2 separate regions of the Mus musculus genome follow, and region 1 is linked to region 2. The links are chromatin loops, found by intact Hi-C in ENCODE. Cell type or tissue: heart. All regions are shown on one strand. Links, peaks and the distances in the headings refer to the core of each region. The heading gives the core; the rest is flanking DNA.

Evidence for each region. Peaks named below come from ENCODE experiments on the same cell type or tissue, not always from the same donor. Only the 100,000 strongest peaks of a DNase experiment are listed, where the experiment ranks them.
Region 1: it touches region 2 in a loop (4-fold over the local background); 7 of 42 quality-filtered maps call a loop at or near these places.

What each region holds. Positions count from the first base shown.
Region 1 is chr6:112,271,022-112,276,396 of GRCm38, forward strand. It overlaps Lmcd1 (LIM and cysteine-rich domains 1), which reads left to right and starts at 2,737. Exons shown (of 6, transcript NM_144799.2): 1 at 2,737-2,951. The coding sequence starts at 2,910. In heart, for the core only: a CTCF peak has its summit at 2,569; DNase peaks (open chromatin) are centred at 2,580 and 3,470; H3K4me3 peaks cover 1,799 bases; H3K27ac peaks cover 2,249 bases.
Region 2 is chr6:112,359,637-112,365,011 of GRCm38, forward strand. The region is part of intron 11 of Ssu2 (ssu-2 homolog (C. elegans)); the gene reads right to left. Among named protein-coding and RNA genes, the nearest start is that of Ssu2, 26 kb to the right of the region's middle. In heart, for the core only: a CTCF peak has its summit at 3,173 (motif pointing left); no DNase peak of the experiment used is centred there.

The sequences.
Region 1 (5,375 bases), core at 97-5,096, 89 kb before region 2:
CTGGGATGGGGACAGGTTCTACAGGACAGCAGGGATCTCTTGTCTGCCCATGGTAAGCAATTCTCTAGATATTAGAAGACAGAGCACCCAAGACAGTAGCTTAGTGCTCTGTCCTGAGAAGGTGTGGCATCTGCATCCTTAAATGTTCCTGGAGCCAGAGGTAAAGATAAGGAGAAGAGAAAGGCTGAAACTACACAGTGTGAGGTTAATGCAACTACCAGGATGTCCAGAACAATGCTTTCTCAAGACAAGGAAAATGAAAAGTGGCTGGGACAGGAGTGGCCAGTGACATCACTGGGAAGGTCTCTGCCCAGGCTGAAAGGGATAAAGCCTGCCTTTGTTACACCTCCTGGCTTCTGTTCTCATTGCTCTGAAACATGAAAGCTTCTGGCATGATGTCTCTCTTTAGCGCTGTTGTCCTGAGGATCTGCTACTGAGAGAGCTGCTCATGGGAACACTTCCATCCAGGGCCACACTTCTGCTGAAATGTTAGTGAAGTTCTAAGATTTCACACACAACCCACCTTGGAAGTTAGAACAAAATGGACGAAGTGTGCCTGTTCTGTTGGTCTCGCCTGTCCTGATTGGTGTTAATAAAAAGTCAGAATCCGCCGGGTGTGGTGGTGCACACCTTTAATCCCAGCAATCAGGAGGCAGAGGCAGGCGGATTTTTGAGTTTGAGGCCAGCCTGGTCTACAAAGTGAGTTCCAGGACAGCCAGGCCTATACAGAGGAACCCTGTCTCGAAAAACCAAAAAAAAAAAAAAAAAAAAAAAAAAAAAAAAAAGTCAGAATCCCAGTAAGGGAGATCACTTGGTAAAATGCTAACCTAGCAAACATGAAGACCTAGACTCAGTCCCCCAAACCTATGTAAACCAAACCTGGTGAGGCATGAGATTATGGCATGCTCATAATCCCAGCACTGGGGAGACAAAGACAGGTGGATCTCTTGGAGCTCACTAGCCAGCTAGCCTAATCTACCAGACAGGGTCCAGGTCAGTGAGAGACCTTATCAATGGTGGCTGGGACTTACGATGGCCAATGATGTCCTCTGGCCTCTTCATACACACACACACACACACACACACACACACACACTCAGAACTAGATCTCCAGGTCTTTATTCGTCCATCCATCCAACCATTCATCTATCCAACTAATGTGCTCTGAGCTTCCCTTATATGCTTGATGGTTGTAGTCAAAGGTACAAAAACAAAAGTCAAAGTTAGCCAAACTAATTGTAGCAGACACCTATGAGAAAGAAATATAGGAAGGTCACCAATGGAAAACCTTCTCCAGGAGTCTGGAAAGGGAATCATGGTTTGGGGCAGAAGGGACTGGCGATGATTTGCGACTCCGGAAGAGCACGACAGGTTAAATACTCAGCAATAGGAAGTCTCTGATTAGAAGACTGAAGGATATACTTTAAGATCTATATTGGATCTCCTGCAGGCAATCTTTCACTTTCACCCACTGGAATCCCAGTTTCTGGCAGGAGATTTTGCCCATGTGGGTTGTAGAAAGGCCTCCTCACCTCATGACAGGTGAAGCAGGATTGTTCTGGATAAAAAGGTACCTGTTCTGTATTCTCTTGTGGCAGGGGAGTCGAAGTCGGGAAAGCAGTCTCCGAGAGCAACGTGAGCTCCGGAGCAAACAGCCTGGCCAACTTACAGAAACCATTGTTAGATGTTTCATGGATACTTCATTCCAAGGGTGAGAAACAGATAGATTTTGCTCATCCAGACTTGCAAGACTTAATTACTAATTTTCACAGTCTATCCTTTACAGTCTCGTGCTCCAACCCCTGGGGCCAGTTCCGATCTCACCGTTTTAGACTAAACAAGTCCTATCGAAGAGCACACCTTTGATCACCTGACTATCTCTCCTCGTTTTCTCAGTTGGAACCATAAAAATAATTTTGAAGCTATAATATGGGAACGGCTCCCTGGGTATGGATATTTGCTGCTGCCAAGCCTGATGACCAGAGTTTGATGCTGGGAGCCCACTTGGTGGAAGGAGAGAATTGATGTCCACAAGTTATTCTCTGACCTCCACACACATGCACTCTCTCTCTCTCTCTCTCTCTCTCTCTCTCTCTCTCTCTCTCTCACACACACACACACACACACACACACAGAGAGAGAGAGAGAGAGAGAGAGAGAGAGAGAGAGAAAGAATATTGTTTTCTTCCTCTGAGAAGTTTAAAAGTTATTTTTAAAAAAGATATTTTAAATTTTTAAAAAAATTTTTGTGGCTATTGTTTTTAACAAATGATAATGTACTAGAGTCTTTTCTCTCTGGTTACTAGAGACCTTAGCCAGGTTAGGGTCAGTTGAGGCTTCTGGAGACCACCTGCCCCCGCGCACCCCCCTGGGACAAGGGGGAAGAGGTGGGCAGAGAGCACTGCTCAGCATTTATTTTTGGACCCAGCTCTCTAAAAATACCTTGGCTCTCCTATTTGCTCTCTCTTTTGACCTGAATGGATCTGCCTGGGTCTCCTCTGCCCCTCCCTCTGCTCCTTGCCCTTTAAAGGAGAAGGGCGTGGGGAGGGATTCCTGCCGCCTAGGGGACAGCTGTGAGCCCGAGGTGGCAGGGCAGCCGGCTAAGCTGACGTCAGGGTAGAGTTTAGCCAAGTTCTCAGCCTCCCTGCAGAGGCCACCCTAAGGGAGGGATGCAGCTTTTTGCTCTGATTGGCTGGCCTGGAGTGGGTGTCCACGCGCATTGGCTGGTCACTTTTTAGAGGGAGTCCCGCTCTCCAATTAAAGCGGGCAGCGGCGCGGCTCTGAGCACAGAGCCGCCGGCTGCACACAGGCAAAGGAACCTGAACTTGGCCATTCAGCAGCGCTGTCCAGGCTGCGCGCTCCCTCTGGCCCCTGCCTGAGAAGCCAGGTGCTGTTTCTGCACCGCCAGGATGGCAAAAGTGGCTAAGGACCTCAACCCTGGAGTGCAAAAGGTGAGCGAGACCCCTCTGTATTCCTGTATCCTTCAGATCCCACTGCTCTCAGACGCACTGAGTACCTAGGGACACTTTAATGGTTGCATCAAATCCACAGAAAGCACAGAAAACAGAATAGGTGACAATACTTATTTGAGGTGACAGGTTGACCCCTCTCCAAATTGCCCTTAAAGCCATTGTTAAGAAAGTATTTGCACTGTGCCGTAGTTCTTTATTGATGCTGATTAAAGGTGAACTAAAGTTAAAATTTAGAGGGAGGGAATAGACGCTTATTTGTGGTCATGGGAAACGTCTTGGCTTTCCCTTGCCTGTACCCTCCAACCCCCTGATGTGCCTTTAGTGAAGGTTGGGGGACTGTGATGCAGCCCCTCCCCCTTCGCTAGCCTCCCAGAGTTGTGTGGTTTCCCCAGCACACAGAATAGTTTCTTTTGGTGCAGTTGGCAATAGCAGCCATTCTAGCTCAGGGGAACTAATTTCTGTCCCCAGAGTCTGCACGTTTCCCTTTCAAGAAGGGCTGGCCCAGAGCCCAGAAGGTCACGGGTAAATTGCTGCAGGCGGGGCCAGCAGCTGTGCCTACAGCTCTAAACTGGCTGCCTGCTTACCTGAGGTACACTGAAAGCAGAAGACTGGGCTATGAGAAGACGTAGGGGACAGGAAAGCAGCAATGGCTTCCCAGATGGGGAAATAAGAGGCATGGGTGAAAGAGAGGTGGCTTGCAGGGGACAGAGATGTTCAAACCCTGGCCCTTGGTCTGGCACATTTTAGCTGTACAACAGCGATAAACTCAAATCCTTAGCCGCTCTTTCCCTATCTAGAATGTAAGGAGGAGAGACAGCCAGTACTTTTAACAGCAATCTTGATAATGTAGGCTAACATGCCCAAGCAGTAATTATTAAGCTATTCTCTCAGAGTATTCAATCTTGCAGGGCAAAGTTCTCCTTTGCTGACATTTGGTGGGAGGTAGAAAAGCAAAGGAGAGAAAAAGAGACCGTAGAGCTCAGGGAGAATGGAGGTGGGAGAGGGGAAGCCCCAGACCTCCTGCCCTCCCACTCCTGAGCCTAGTGATTCCTTCTGCACATGGCATCCAATCAGACTTAGTCTGGGCATCTCCCTGATGCATTCACCAGACTATTTGCAGAATCAAGTGTCATCTCTCATCCAGAATTCACAGAGCACTGAGACCTGAGTGTGGGGGATACCTGCTAGTCTCTAATTATATATGGACTTCACTTTTCCTGCTCTCTTTCCCCATGTGTTTGAGGTCAATGATTTGCAAGTGTGTTGCTATAAGCCGGTTGACATCCTAGAATGTGAGATGAAGTCTATAAAGATCCCTCCCCTTCATCAAGAGCCCAGGCCACACTTAGAGAAAGCTTTGCTTTTATTGTCCCTTGCATAGGAGGGTGTGATTCTCTGGATTAGAGATGGAACATGTTCCTCTTCATGTCACCGTCTGTTGCCAACTTCCTTGGCTTGCGAAGGTTTTATTTTCCATTTAGATCCAATTACAGGCTTAGAGAAAGAATGAAGTGGGTAAAGATGAAAGGGTGGGTATCTTTTACCTCTTGGAATTTTAACCATTGGGGAAGATCAGCAAGGGGGTGGATTAACCAATGTCTTCACCCTAAAGAGTGGAGGGAAGAGAAGGGAACCCAAGAGGGCCTTGCGAAATGGCTCAGCGCTGACAAATACTGTGTCCTATCAAGATCCGAAAAGAGTTTATTGCATATTTACTTTAAAAATCAGCAGTCAGGGGTGGGTTATAACATTTGGCTTCAGAGAGCATAATTGCACTTAGACATTCTAAATCAGTTTCAGACTGCAAAAGACCTATTTACAAAATGTGAAAGGGCTTAACATGGATTTCATAGTGTCCCCATTGCCCTGTCCCCCACGAGTTGGGAGGGGTGGGAATCCCCAGCAGCTGGGAAGTCATAAAACGGTCTTCAAGAAAAAGTATAAAATCCCAAACTGGAGTGGCCTCGGAGATCATGTGACTGTCAGCCTCTCTCTGTGGGTTGCATGCTCTTGTCCACAGGGGCAGCGGGTGGGGAACAGTCCCAAGCCACTGACTGCTCTTGAGCCATCCCTGGCTTTTCTCTTGGGAAAGGAGATTGTTCTCCAGGACAGGCATGTCCCTGAGCATAGTGAAATTGCCAACGTTCTTTGGCAACAAAGAAGACCAAATGCCTGTAACTAGGTGGAACCAATCACCAGGACAAATTTGTCCTTCAGGTGATTATTAATTTTTTTTTTACTGCCACGGGCTTTGGCATCAGATCTGAGTTCAAATCCCAGCTCCACCACTTGCTATCCAGACACTAGGGCAAGGAAACTAACTTCTGTTTTGGTGTCCTGGAAGCTTCTGAAAACTGAAAGGCAATAGTGGCGTTAACTTCTCATGGTGTCTGGGGTACTCAG
Region 2 (5,375 bases), core at 92-5,091:
CTGGAAAACAGAAAACAAACATGTACTATACTTGGAGCCAGAAAAACTCTCCCATATTGTACTTGATCCCTAACAAGCATTGGCCTTGCCCAGGAGATAAATGGGAGAATGGCTTTCAGGCAGGGGCAGGAGCTGAAGTAGAATCAAGACCTTGAAAAGAAGCACTAACAAATTCCATACAGACTGCTCATCCTCATCCACCCAACCTAGTTACTTCCCAAAGGTGCTACCCTCTTAATACCTTAATACTTGGGGGTTAAGGTGTCAGCTATGAATTTCGAAGAAGAGATACAAAATTCCAATATACAGCCATCCTGCTGACCAGACACAAACTGACTTATCAATCAAACTCAAATGACACTTCCTTTTAGTCAGGAGCAAAGAAAAACATCTTATTGGTCAAACACAAAGGAAACTTCCCATTGGTCACGCCTAAAGGAAACTTTTCATTGGTTAAACCCAGAAGACATTGCTCATTGGCCAAACCTAAAGGAAGTCAGAAGATATAGAGGAGTCCAAGTAGGATCTCGTGGACCATGTGCGCATGCGCGCACGCATGCACACGCACAAACACACACACACACAAAATAGAAAAACACTGAAGAGCTGATGAGGAATAATACAAATAGAATAGAGCCAGCCCTCCACGCATGTGTGACTTCCTCAATAGTTTCTGCTGACAGTGTGCAGGTTCCCAGCACCCAGAACCTCGAGTTCCCCTGAGGTCACCAGCAGACGGATCAGCCTCCTTCATCACAGCACGCCGCCCCTTTGCTTAAGTCTGCTCCCTTCTCACTTTGAACGGCTCCTTCCTTCATTATAAGCATCCTGCCCTTCGTTCCAGGGTCACCCCATCATCTCTCCTGGCTGTGCATTGCCCTCCCAAGAGAGCATCTGCTAAGCAGCTTTCTCATCTCATTTTCCATGTTTGTCATTCACATTACGCTGCTCAAAACCCTTATTATCTGTAAACCCCTGCTTGGGGACCATTGCAATGATAATTTTCCCTAATTGATCTGGATAAACATGTGTCTATCGATCGATACGAATCCCATTCCTTCGTGGATCATTTGCTCTACTTACAGAGAGGCGCTCCAGGGCAAAGCGAAGGTGGGGCTTTGCCATCTTTGTGAGGAGCAGCCACTGAGCAGATCTTTCTTTGAGAGAATGCTCCGAGCCAAGCTGGAGGAATGAGAAAAATAAGCAGATGCTTGGAGCCGGGAGGATTTTCATGTTTCTATAATCAGATCTGATCTGTTTCCCAGTGAGAGTTCAGATTCCCTCATGCCCACAAACAGCCACAGACTCTAAGCCATGTGCCTACATCTATACGTCAATGCCTGAGGGGAGGTTAGACTGGCTTTTGCAGCCTGGCTCTCCTCATTCACTCTTTCTAAGAGCATCCTGAGGCTAGAGAGGTGGCTCAGTTGGTAAAGAACACACTTTCCACACAAGCATGAGTATCTGAGTCCAATCTCCCACACCCATGTAAGAAGTGCAGCATGGCTGAAAACCTATAAACCCAATACCTGGGTAAGCAGGGACAGGGAGATCCCTAAACTTGTTAATCCGTCAGTCTAGCCATCCTGTGAGTTGTGAGTACAGTGAGAGACTCTGTCTTAAAAATTAAGACCAAAGAAGACACATAATATTGACTTTTGAGTGGGCAGCATGGACACATGTTCCAGGCCAGGAATTGGGCAGGGGGCACGGAGGTAACACCTACCATCTCAGGTAGGTACCCGAGTGTCAGGGTCTCAGACCTGCTCTACCTTACCAAGTTTCCTGGCATGTCCCACTGTCCCACAAACTCACTGTCTTCCAGTGAAAGACTTGGAGACACCCAGAGTCTAGCATATACACAAACACTCGTCTGGTCATTGGTTATTTTGCTGTTTGTGCTTCTTCTCCCTTGTAGGACATAACACAAACATTTTCCATGTTAGTTTTGCATTGTTGTGGCATAGGACACCTGAAAGAAGAAACCTGAGCTCACTCTTGCAGAGGGTGTCAGTCTATCATGGTAGAGAAAGCACGGCAGGGCATTTCAGTTCATAATGATTGTTCCCATCACTGCAGACCAGAAAACAGTGCGATGGGGAACGGGAACCAGGCGCCAGTGTAACGTTTGAAGACCTGCCACTAACCACTGACTTGTGCTAGCAAGGCCCTACTTTTCAAAGCTTCCATAACCTTCCAGACTAGAGCTACCAGCTAGGGACCAAGCATGTTGTATGTGAGCGTTCTATATACTGTAGCAGCCGGGTGCCTAAAAGATGGCACCGGCCTCAGGTACACCGTCGCCATAAACAACGCCACTGCGCAGGCGCTAGCCCGAATCTGGCGCCAACCCCTCCTGAGCGGGTGCAAACAAATCAAAGTGCCGGCAGACTGACCAATCCCAGGAGGACACATAGCTCTCCCCAGTGCTGGGGTGTATATAAGCAGTCCTCGCTGGGTTTCCAAGGTTCCCGTAGCATGGAGGTGTTCCTGAAATAAAGAAGGCTGTTGAGAAAAATCCGACCGTGTTGCGTTTTTCTTGCTGGAGGAGGTGAGCGCAACAGTATATCATATCATACTGTGAGTCTGTTCCACGAATGGTGGGCAGCAAGAAGTTCCACCCAGGGTATAATTAATCCCCTTATTCTGTCCAGGCAATGACAGAAACAGTCGAAGAATTCTACCCTGAGGAGTGGTTCAGGGGGTGAACTGGGCCCAGTCTCCCTGCCAAGAGGCAAAGTCAGCTTTGACAACAAGATAAGGTAAACCCAAAACTTCCCTCTATGAACACCAGTCACTTGGTCCACTTCTAGCCAGTAGCTGCCATCCAAGGTCTCCTAACAATTGCCACTGTTCCTGAGGACCCCATGGCAGGCACACTGTCCTGCCCAGCTTCACCCACCAAGCGTTGGGTTGAAGTTGGGCCTGGAGTAAGTTTTTCACACTCTCTAGGCTTCAGCCTCCTCCTGTTCTATGAAATGGGTACAACATAGATCATAAAGTCAAATGGCACGGTAAAAGCATTAGGTGTCATCTTTATAAAATGGCCACAGCCGCACGCACGTGGCACCTGGGGAAAGTGTGGATGCAGGAAGCTTGCATGTTTACCTGCTGGGATAAGAAAACAAGTGCTGGGCAGGGTTCATGTGTGAGCATCTGCTGCCCCCTGATGGACAAAGCTGTGGCCTCACAGCTTATCCAAAGCGTTCTGCTTTCTGAAGTCCCAATCTTGAGGTCCTGTGTGAGATCTCCTGCTTTCCTCACCTTCCTCCATGCAAAAAATAAATAAATAAAAAATAAAAAGGTGATAGGCATCATAGGGCATCTAGAATAAAGCAATTTCATATTTCATAGACAAAGAAACTGAGGTTTGCTAAAAGGACATATATGATATGAAGGAAGAGGGCTAGAAAACACCAGTGGAAAAGTAAATGGAAGGGGAGAGGAGGGGAAGTAACCCACACATAAGGATGCATGAAAAAATTGAAAACATATTATTTTATATGGTAATCTAAACTGTATTTTGAAAATAAAGATAATAATTTGAATAGGGGTGCTCTGTGTGGGTGGACAATACTTCTCTTAGAAGTCATGGGTTTGACCGGGCATGGTAGCACACGCCTTTAATCCCAGCACTTGGGAGGCAGAGGCAGGCGGATTTCTGAGTTCGAGGCCAGCCTGGCCTACAAAGTGAGTTCCAGGACAGCCAGGGCTACACAGAGAAACCCTGTCTCGAAAAACAGAAGAAGAAGAAGAAGAAGAAGAAGAAGAAGAAGAAGAAGAAGAAGAAGAAGAAGAAGAAGAGGAGGAGGAGGAGGAGGAGGAGGAGGAGGAGGAGGAGGAGGAGGAGGAGGAGGAGGAGGAGGAGGAGGAGGAGGAGGAGGAGGAGGAGGGCAGCCATGGGTTCCTAAGTGAAAATACCTCCCTAAATGCTGTTGGCCAGGGAGGTCCCAGTGTCCTTCCCTGGGGGACTATTAATAGTTATTGATAGCTGCTAGTTGCTGGAAGAAGAGAGCTCATTTTTCCAATGGTATTGCCATGGGTATGTTGCCAGTCAATAGGCTCCACTCAAGCTCAGGCTTCCACTAACTAAATTCAGTAGGTCACACGCACAAAACAGACATGACCATAACTGCAGGAGGGGAAAGTGGCTTCCTTAGAAGAGGGAAGGGCATGAGACATACTAATAGAGTGAAAATTATTAATAGTTATTCTAGGCATGTATGTTAATGTTTAGGAAGGAAGGGAAGAAGGAGGAAGGGAGGGAGGGAGGATAGAGAAAGGAAAAACTGAGGTTTGAAGAGGTCCAGCCATGGGAAGCCAGAACTGAGACCTAATCATGTGTTGTTGTCCCACAAAACCAGTACCAAAGGTTTGGCTCACAGGGCATTGTTACAAGGAGGTTGTAGGAACTTTAGGAGGTTGACCTTAATGGGAAGTTCTCCAGTCATTGGAAGGGTGTCCCTGAAGGGATTTGTTTTCTCCCTCCTTCTGCTCACTTTGAAGCCATAAATCTACTCCCTCTGTGTATGTCAAATCAGGGCAACACTAACCTCCCACCCAGCCTTGAACCTTCATACTTAAAATTAAATAAATCTAATTTTTTTTCAAAAGTTAGTTGCCTCCAGTATTTTGTTACAGTCACACAAAGCCACAACAAGCTGACAGATGTTATTTTAATACCCAACAAAGCCAGTTGTGGTGCTGCAAACTGGCAGGATATGCTGACGATCCAGAGGCAGTACAAGTTCAAGGTCAGCCTGGAATGAAGCGCTGTCTCCTGGACAGGACAAGGCCATTACACTTGAACTCACAAAAGCTATTGTTACCTACACAAAACCAATCCAACAAAGTCAGCAACAGACACACACACACACAGAAGAGAGGATGTGAAAGTGGGAGGGGTGCAAGGATTGGGAGGGGGACTTGGAGTGGATATATGTGGTCAAAGTTACACTGCACACAGGTGTGAAACTGACAAAAGCACGTTTTAAAAATATATGTTTAAAAGCTCAACTATTTTGGCTAATTTCCTGCTCTAATTGCAAATAAATGAATCCCCTGAGGACACTGGCCAACTACAGAATTTTAACCACTGTTACCACAAATATCTAGAAATAAGATCCACCAGGGGGCAGCATAACCACATAATGAAAAACTGGTTGTTGCTAGCACCAAGAGGTCCTAGCATCTGAATAGACTTTTGGAAACTTCAGTCTGTGCCTAGACACCAGTTTAGGCTCCAGCTCATGAACCTGAATATCTGACCTCTCCCTTCAGACCTTGTTGCAGGAAATACTAAAAATCGAACCAGCCTTTCCCATGCTTGTGCCTCTGCCTTGGTGGCCTGGCCAATCATGCACTGGCAGGCAATG